Regions from separate parts of the Homo sapiens genome. Here regions 2 and 3 are each linked to region 1. A link is a contact called in ENCODE Hi-C or POLR2A ChIA-PET data. All regions are on one chromosome and are shown on one strand. The core of a region is the stretch at or near the end of the contact, and the rest is flanking DNA. Distances in the headings are between cores, read along the strand shown.

The links. A loop is a pair of places that touch in the nucleus more often than their neighbours do. ChIA-PET counts read pairs that join two places held with the same protein, here RNA polymerase II (POLR2A). Pooled maps may share reads with other maps.
Region 2: a pooled map shows a loop between it and region 1 (6-fold over the local background). The contact joins the promoter of LINC02288 here to the enhancer-like site in region 1. A Hi-C loop is called at or near these places in 6 of 50 pooled maps. POLR2A ChIA-PET finds 5 or more read pairs at or near these places in 2 of 52 experiments (A549 and BJ).
Region 3: a loop to region 1 is called in a pooled map, with 15 times the contacts of the local background. The contact joins the promoter of LINC01629 here to the enhancer-like site in region 1. A Hi-C loop is called at or near these places in 1 of 168 maps with a recorded cell type or tissue (CD4-positive, alpha-beta T cell) and 9 of 50 pooled maps. POLR2A ChIA-PET finds 5 or more read pairs at or near these places in 1 of 52 experiments (MCF 10A).

What each region holds. Positions count from the first base shown.
Region 1 is chr14:77,300,006-77,302,636 of GRCh38, reverse strand. It overlaps POMT2 (protein O-mannosyltransferase 2), which reads left to right. Exons shown (of 21, transcript NM_013382.7): 6 at 1,388-1,547. Among named protein-coding and RNA genes, the nearest start is that of POMT2, 20 kb to the left of the region's middle. RefSeq lists a silencer at 1,386-1,445. Within about 2 kb of position 1,381, at least 3 of the 41 ENCODE cell types and tissues checked have a DNase peak (open chromatin) inside an H3K27ac peak, as active enhancers do.
Region 2 is chr14:77,039,001-77,042,416 of GRCh38, reverse strand. It overlaps LINC02288 (long intergenic non-protein coding RNA 2288), which reads right to left and starts at 1,368. Exons shown (of 4, transcript NR_110554.1): 1 at 1,140-1,368. RefSeq lists enhancers at 1,666-1,755, 1-1,889, 1,165-1,896 and a silencer at 2,006-2,195.
Region 3 is chr14:76,957,652-76,960,993 of GRCh38, reverse strand. LINC01629 (long intergenic non-protein coding RNA 1629) reads right to left here and starts at 1,356. Exons shown (of 3, transcript NR_133913.1): 1 at 1,241-1,356. RefSeq lists enhancers at 1-383, 1,466-1,535, 1,576-1,755.

The sequences.
Region 1 (2,631 bases), core at 132-2,631:
TGATTTTATTTTTGCCATATTCAAGACCGAGAAAATGTCAGTTGTCTTTTTCAAGCGTATTATTATTATCATGTTTACAATGGAGTACAATTGGGTAGGGGTTTTGGGATATCATGGGGGGTCCTAATACTTTCCCCACCCACCTCTTGTAACCAGTGCTGGTTAGGAAATCCCGGGACAGGGCTGTCCTTCACATACTCTGTCCTAGAAGGGAGGGCACCAGGGTAGATGCTGCCTGGAAACTATCTCCCTTTCGTCAGTGGTTGCATCCAGTCCTGACCTAATGATGGGAATAGCATATGTAAAGGTTGGCTTGAATGGTCCATACCAGCCAAGAGGATCCTTCCAGGTCCTGGTCAGTTCTAAAGCTGACTTGGAGGGTCCGGTCTACTTGCAGAATAGTCTTTTCCAGATCATCCTTCTACTTCTGAGAAAGTAGAATAAGTCATTCATTCTATTCAAACCAGAAGAGTTGGCCCCTCGTAGGCTTTTCTGGAAGTTAACTTTGCACAGCCAGGCTCATTAAGCTCCATTGTGCTAATCAAACCTGATCAGTGACTCTCAGCCCACTCTGGCTTTGGTTGTTGTGCTTATGCCACATCCACTTCCATCTACCATTTCTTGAGTACATACTGTGTACCAGGTACTATGCGGGGAGCTGGAGGTACTGAGCTCTGTTGGGCTTGGCTGTTAAGGAATATTCACTCTGGCAGAGGAGGCAGCCAGAGAGCCAGAGAATCATAGTGTAGAGTACTAGGTGCTATACGAATAGCAAAATGGTTAAGAGCACTAACATTGACCCAATTGCCTGGGTTAAAACTGTGCCCCACTGCCTGCTAGCTGTATTACTCCACCTCTCTGTATCTTGATTTCCTCCTGTGCAAAAAGAGGACCTAGTGACAGGATCCTCTGTGTGCTGTAGTGACGGCTAGAAGAGTTAATATATGCATCGTACTTGGAATGATGCGTGACGCATACATAGTAAGCACTCGGTAAATGCTGCCTTCGACAAGGGCAGAGGTGACACAAAGGAGAGGGCTGCCTGAGTCCAGGGGCACCTAAGGATTCTCCTTTTACTCCTGCCTGACTGGTCACTTGTGAAGAAGGAGCCCCCACTTACCCTGAGCCCTGTACTTAGCCAGGAGCACTATGGACACTCTCCCCTGAAGAATACCCTGCGCCCTCAGACAGTGCTTTTCCTGCCGTTCCAGGGGTTTCACAGGCCGCCTCCTCCATGGAGCCACGCCATGGTCCCTTGAGGCTAAGAGCCCCCAAGACAGGGCACAGCACAGCCGCTCCAAGTCTGAGAACTGCCCTGTCCCCTGCTGCGCTTGCGTTTGGCTTTGGTTCCAGCTGCCAAATTGAACTCCGTCTTGTTGATTTTCAGGCCCTTCTCTGCCCCCTGGTGGTTCTGGCTCAGCCTGACTGGCGTTAGTCTTGCTGGTGCTTTAGGGGTCAAGTTTGTTGGCCTCTTTATCATCCTTCAAGTGGGGCTGAACACCATTGCAGACCTTTGGTACCTGTTCGGAGACCTCAGTCTTTCATTGGTGAGCACCCAAGGGTTTGCTGTGGAAATGTTTTTGCTCCCTGATGTTGCTGAGTAGGAGCTGGTGGCCTTCTCTGTCTCTACTGCAGGTGGCAGAGTGGCTGTGTTCTGGGTCCCAGGTGGGCTGGACCCCCCAACCTCCGCAGACAGCAGGACATCAGGGAGTGGGCCCGGCTGAGGACTGGATAGGGTTCAAGGGAGAGGATAGATTAACATTCTTGGAAGTCTCTTTTTGCATTTGTTTTATAATGTCTGTCTTTTTTTTTTTTTTGAGATAGAGTTTCACTCTGTTACCCAGGCTGGAGTGCAGTGGGCCGATCTTGGCTCACTGCAACTTCCGCCTCCTGGGTACGAGTGATTCTTTTGCCTCAGCCTCCCAAGTAGCTGGGATTACAGGCACATACCACCATGCCCAGCTAATTTTTGTAGTTTTAGTAGAGATGCGGTTCTACCATGTTGGCCAGATTGTTCTCAAACCCCTGACCTCAAGTGATCCGCCCGCCTTGGCCTCCCAAAGTGCGGGGATTACAGGCATGAGCCACCGAGCCCGGTCTGAACTCACAATTTTCATTTCCTGACCCACGGTCTCCATATTTGGAGGCCAGTAAGGGCCTTTACAGTTTATTATTTATTAAGGGCTGATTCTATGCCAGGCACTATGCGAAACGCTTTACCTTCATTATCTCATTTACCCCTCATAATAGTCCTATGAGGTAGGGAGTTATTACCCTGATTTTCAAATGAGGAAATCAAAACCTACAGAGGTAATGACTTCCCCGAGGCCATCGGGGAGTGAGAGGTGTATCTAGGAGTCACAACCAGGTTAGGTTGGCCCCAGGCCATCACTCTGCTGTGGTGCTGCTCCATCACCTCCAAACCAGCTCCTAACAAGTTTATTCATTCATTCATTCATTTATTCAGAAAATGTGTAAAGATCATCCAGCCACTGTGTGTGAGGTGCTGGAATATACAGATGAATATAATATGGTCCCCACCCTCTGTGGTCAATGGAGAGAGAGAAATAAGGAAGCAGGCAGTTACAGTCAGCCAGGAGTGCTGGGAGAGCACAGAAAAGGGCACTCGGC
Region 2 (3,416 bases), core at 119-2,618, 260 kb after region 1:
GCTTAGCAGCTGTGAGAGCCAAAAACCCAGCTGCCTGGACTGTCTGGGGAAGTTGGCGGGAGGGAGGGGGGGTTGCTTTCTGAATCACCTGATTTCTGCCTCTAACTCTAGTTTAATTCCAAGTCGAAACCTATCTTGAAATGTCTCAAGAGCCTACTGCTCCTAAAAATTGTAGGTTTTAGCTAACCCTTCAGCTCTGTGCCTGCTGGCAAGGTGAAGCAGATGGCGTTTGTTGATTATTTATTTGGAAGGGGCTACTTTGGAATCAGGAAATTCCAGCGAGACAGAGTGCATCGCCTTGGCCAGAGCTGCCGTGACAATCACGAGCAGACACCCAGAGACAGTCAAGTTCAAAGAAATTGCAGCTAAGCCCCAGGAACTTGGGGCATTTTCAGTCTTTCTCGTCTCCTGGCCTCCATGTTCACCATGCACTTAGGAAGAAATGTTTCGTTCAGTTCAACATTCTGTGGTCTTCAAGTGTTTGAATACAAGGGCCCACATTCAAGGTCCCGCTTTGTCAAAAGGGCTTCACGAAGCTAACAGGCCTCTGACTTGTGTTTCATCCTGAAGCCCCTCATTATACAGACAGATCAAAACAGAAATCCCCCCTGCCTTAATGCCCAGCACATAAAGTCCTCTTTAATTAACATACACCATTTTTCAGTGAAACAGCCTCAAGGTGTTAAAAGTGCATAAAGGTCTGAAAGCTGAAGCCCAAGATAAACAGTGTGCCGAAATATATTTAGCAGAAAATATTGAAAGCCACAGGAAAAATAAGTTCCCTTCCTGGGATGTTAACGAATGTTTAGGTTCAGGAAACCTTCAGGAAGTAGCGAGCCGAGAAGGAATACTGCTCACCGTTTTTACCCCCAATGTAAATAAATCACTAAACCTCTTTGGTTTCCATAGGCCTGGGCTGGAGTGGAATATTTCATTTTTTCCCCATTAAACAGGCCACCCGGAGTGTTGGCATTACAGGCCTGAAAATATACCAAATCTGAATGTGCTATTTTGTTTCTGTACATTAAATCAGACTGTGTTTCAAACGGCAGTTCGTGCTAAATGGGGGGCTGATGATCCAGACTGTGCACCCTCACACACCTGAAATTGGCGCAGCGTAAATGATAGATCTGTTTCACCTTGGATCTCCCCGTGTCTTGTCTCCTACAGGAACACACCCTCTGTCGTTGTTGCCCAAGGTGATGTCATGTTCATTCTAAAGGCCGCGGTTCCAAGGGGACTACACCACAAGAAGATGCCTTCAGAAAGACCCAGATTTCCTGCGGTCTCAGGTAGGCGGCAGGGAGCAAGAGAACAAGGAAAGGACCCGCCACCACTCTCCCCAAGATGGATGCTGCATGATGTAAGTGGCTGGCTAAAATATCTGGCATCCTTGCAGTTTTAAGTTGCCAGCTAAATATTATTAAAAAGATAAAATACACGCAAACTGTGCAGAATGCAGGGCTGCTGTGTTTACATCCGGGTTTTGATGACTCAAAGACTTACACTTGAGCTTGCTGAAAAGCCTCTATTAAAAATACCGCTTTGTGAAAGCCCCCAGGGAGCAGGAAGAAAGCTGGGGGTGTGAAAGAGGAGAGCGGGAGGATGGTGACCCACCCAAGGACGGCGCTGACACCTGTGCTCCGGGCTGGCACTTAAGGCCAAGGAAGTGCTTAGAGGTTAACCTCCTCTCACCCTCGGAACCAGAGCGGGGAGGGTTAACCTTTTTCCAGAACATTTATTTCACCATCTCACTGACTAGAGGGAGGAGGGGCGGGAGGGGGAGAACGAGAGCCTGCCGCGCAGAGAGGCTGCGGATCACAAGGCCATTCTGATAGCCTCCTGTCCCCATGGCAACTGCAACGGCATTTATCAGTTCCTTCTGCGCACAGGCACAGCAAATCTGCATTGCACATGGCAGGCTTCCAGCATTTCAAATGAAAGAGCACTTTGAACGGCTGCCAAGTTTGGAAGGAGCAGAACTGTCAGGGCTGCTTAAAGCTGGCAGTTTATACTGGGGAGGTTTTCGCTTCCCACAATTCTCCGGGCCTGGCGAGCCGCCAAGTACTTAGCGGAAGCTAAAAAGTAACTCGCTCCCCTCCCTCCCCTCCCCTCCCCCTGCTCACGCTCCCCCTCCACACTATTCACCGCAGTGCTCTCAAAATTTTCCACATGTCCTGTGTCACCAGTGCAGACTGTACAATGAAAACCAGAACGCCGGCTGCCCACGACCAGGCTTTTATTAATAAATAACGGAGGGAGGAGGAGGAGGGGTTGGGATCAGACACTGACAGCTGGGGCACCGGGTCTCCGCGTACCTGCCAAAACCCCATAACCACTGGGTGTGAATGCGTGTGGTGTGTGTGCCTTTCAGCCTTAAAAATACATTAATAAAAATAAAAATAAAGGGAGCCTCAGAGCTGTAGACACCCTGAGTACCAGGGGAGGAGGGGTGGGTTTCGGTTGGATGGTTTGGCGCTTTATTTAGGGTGGGAATGGAGGTCTTGCAGGCAGCGTTGTTCAGATCCAGCCTTTCTAAGATCTGTAGGGAAGAGGGTTGTTATTGAGAGCTAAGCCTGTTTCTGGAGCTTTCCTTGAATCTCTCAGATGTCATGGTGAAAGCTGTGAGGCCACAGATGGGGAGGGAGTTCGGAGATGCTTTTCAATGCAAAGTTTACCAGATAACTTCTGACCGTCACGCACAGCCCAGAGCACAAGGGCTTCTATGGGCAGAAAGTGGAAATTGGCATAGTATTCACTGTACTTTTTTTTTTTTTTTAATGAAAATCTACACTGAGATCAAGGGCTTGGGCTTTATTTTCCAGCACAAATAGAATGAAAATTGTCTGCCGCTTAGGCGGTTGGATAGAGTTCAGGAAAACTATGTCTGGCATTAATTCCAAAGTGGAGGTTTTGGTTCAAACGAGGCCCATTAATTTCAGTAAACTGTTTTCACTAGTCCAGACCCTGCTGTGCAAGGACTATTTATTACCTTTTGCTAACCTGATGTCTGCAGAGTTGTAAAGCAAAGGGGGAAAAATCCAGGGTGAAGATATCTATATTTTGCATCAAATGGGTTTTGCACTTCCCTTGGGGGGCCGTGTTTTATGGGGAGTTTTCTATCCTTGGCTTTTATCAGTGCCAATTTTTTAAAAAAAAACTCCATCTTGCAATGAATTAGAAAAAAAAAAATCCTGAAGGAGAGGAGCCTGGTGAGAGCAAATACCCATCTCCTGCCTCTTTCAGAAGGGCACCTCCCAGACACAGGGATGTTTCGTGTCCCTGTCTTCAGCTCCCAGGCTGCAGGTCCACTGCAAAGCCCTGACATGATTCACCCTGACGATCGGGTCTAAAATACACCAAGACAGTCAATTTTGGCATTTGTTCTCCCTTAGGAATTTTACTAGCTGCCGTAG
Region 3 (3,342 bases), core at 107-2,606, 340 kb after region 1:
TCCTATCTCAACCCATTACTCAGACAAGCATACTACCCTGAGGCAAAAACTTTATGAAATTAAACGTTCCTTTTAACCTGCACTTCTATTCTTACATTCTCTTCTATTTCCTTTTTTTAAAAAAAATTCTGGCTGGGCGTGGTGGCTCACGCCTGTAATTCCAGCACTCTGGGAGGCCAAGGCATGCGGATCACTTGAGGCCAGGAGTTCGAGACCAGCCTGGCCAACATGGCAAAACCCCGTCTCTACTAAAAATACAAAAAATTAGCCAGATGTGGTGGCAGGTGCCTGTAACGCCAACTACTTGAGAGGCTGAGGCTGGAGAATCACTTGAACCCAGGAGGTGGAGGTCAGTGAGCCAAGACTGTGAAACTGCACTCTAGCCTGGGCAGAGACTAGAGACTCTAGCCTGGACAGAATGAGACTGTCTCAAAAACAAACAAACAAAAAAATTCTGTGTATGACTATGATCCCTTAACTTGATTTCATGACCCACGAATGGATCTCAACCTACAACTGGAAAAACCCACTACTCTGGAGGAGCTGATTCCGTACTCTGCTGGATCTTCAATTCCTGACCGCTGGAAATTGGCTGCAATTTTCCTGGTGAGTTCCTCCCTCCATGTTCTCCTCACTAATACACCCTACACCAGACCTCCAGTCCTAAAAGCCACCACCTGCTTCACGTCACCACACCTGTGCCAATCAGATTTCCTCTGTTCCCTCTTGGACCTTCAGGGACCTCCAGGATAAATGCCAGGATCCCAGTTACTGGCAGACTGAGAGAAGGATGACAGCCCCAAAAGATCACGAGGTTCCTATCTGTTCATATTTGGTGGGCAGCTTTCGTCTGCAAGAACAAAATACAAGCCGGGTGAGGCGGCTCACATCTGTAATGCCAGTACTTTGGGAGGCCGAGGCAGGCGGATCACCTGATGTCAGGAGTTTGAGACCAGCCTGACCAACATGGCGAAACCCCATCTCTACTAAAAGTACAAAATTAGCCAGGTGTAGTGGTGCATGCCTGTAATCCCAGCTACTCGAGAGGCCGAGGCAGGAGAATCGCTTGAACCCGCGAGGCGGAGGTTGCAGTGAGCCGAGATCGCACCACTGCACTCCAGCCTGGGCGACAGAGAGAGACGCTGTCTCAAAATAAATAAATAAATAAATAAATAAATCAATAACAAAATACATAACTCAAGCAATTTAAACAGTGAGGGGTAAAACTGAAATCACATACCAGGAAGCCCAGAGGTCTGCGGTTCCAGGGTTGGTAAATGAAGTGACCACTCTATGTCTATTTCTCTCTTGTCATTGACACCCTTTGGAAGTGTCTTTTTCTACCTTAGTCTCAGTATGACAAGAGTGCTATGTCAGGGGGCTTTTGTAGGTAGCAGAAGGGAAGGGTGAGGCCAGGGTTTCAGCTGGCTGGGCAAGTGGGTGAGTCACTAAGTGGCTGGGCCCCTTTAGCCCCATGTAAGGACAGGCTGCAGCCACCCACTGCCCGCCCCAACTGTGTCTGGACAGAAATGGACATGTCTGCTTTGCAGCAGCCACGCCTCATGCTGGGATAAACCTATGAATCAGGAAGGCCACAGATGCTATCACCCGTTTCTCTCCACCAGTTACAGGCCCCGAAAGCAGAAATGGCTGTGGCCTCACCTACGAATCCTGAATGGCGAACCCAGCATCCTGTCTCTAGCTCAGTGCTGGATTCCCTGGAGCAGGAGTGCCAAATGTGGCAGTGAGGGAAACTCTTTGGTTCTCCCTTCCACTTTGGGCTCATTCTAAGTCTATTCTCTAGGCACTGAGACCCCTCATGTTGATTTCTTCTGCCTACATGGGCCTGTTGTCTGTCGGTTTTCCCAGGAAGAGCTGGGAACTTGAGGGTTGGGGTGGGTGGGTATAATGGTGGCAGAGTCTCCCCCGGTTTCTGTGTCTATGGTAGTACCTGATAGCACAGACCTTGCCTTAACCTAGGTCTAGTAGCATGTGGGACTGTGTGTGAACTGGAAGGAACATGAGTGCCACTTCCCTTACTATGTAGATGTGGAGCCCCAGGCTCAGAAGGGGATAGTGATTTGCCCAAGGCCACACGGCTCCTTAGCAGCAGAGGCATACACTGGGGTTTCCTGGACTTCAAGCCTCCACTCTTTTGCCACTCCCACCTGTGGGGATCCCTGCTTTGCCCCCTAATTGGCTCCACCTCCCAAAGTCATCATAAATGGCCCAGGTGAGAGTGGTGCCCTGTTGCTAGGGGCTACCGGGTCCAGGCAGTAACTCAGATGCCTGCCCCAGGAAAACCCTGACAGTGGAGGAAACGCCTGTGTTTCTATCCCAAGCTGGTTTGCCTCGCTCCTGCTGAACACAGTAAAAAGAAGGTAGAATCCACACTGCAGGCCCTGAGACAACAAATGCTCACCCTTCTGAGGAAAGCTGCCTTTAACAAAGGGGAGTAGGGCTTGGCTGGCCCTGGAAAGAATTTGCTACGGGTGCTGGTGTTAGGGAGGGTATGGTACCAGCCAGTGTGTAGGAGTTCTGCTCATGGGAGGGTGTACCGGGTGTGTGCTGATTCCTCTGTGTGTGCCCAGGAAGACGGCAGCTAGTGTAGACAACCAGGGAGTGCCTGACTGGCAGCTGGAATGCCAGGGTTCTCTCAGCCACCTGTCGGTCCTGTGACCTTGGGACTTAACCTCCCAGTCTCAGTTTTTCTCAGCTGCAAAATGGGGATGCTAAGAATCTCCTTCACAAGATTGCTAAAGAGGTAAAACGAATGGATGTGCATATTCTCCCAGCGGCTGGACAAAGTGGCTTATGCCTATAATTCCAGGACTTCAGTAGGCAGACGCAGGAGGATCACTTGAGCCCAGGAGTTCAAGACCAGCCTGGGCAACATAGCAAGACCCTGTCCCTTCAAAAAAAAATTAAAAATTAGCTGGGCATGGTGGCATGCACCTGTAGTCCCAGTTACTCAGGAGGCTGAAGGGGGAGAATCTTTTGAGCCCGCGAAGTCGAAGCTGCAGTGAGCTATGATCGCGCCACTGTAGTCGAGCCTATGTGGCTGAGAGAGACCCTGTCTTAAAAAAAAAAAAAAAAAGTTGTTCACCCAGGGACACAGCATGAGGGCTGCTCTGGAGGTAGGGGCTGGCATGGAGTTGTGCTCCTCCCCCCTGGGCCCTCACTCTGCCTGCGGGTGTCAGGCAGTGTGTGGTCTGGGGAAGGGCAGGGCAGGGCACAGCAGCTCCCGAGCCCCTCGTCTGTGATTTCCTTCCTGACTTCCTTGGCTGCCCAAGGCAGCACTAAATCAGGTCACCACATCTCTCTCCTCACAGTAGGTGTCAT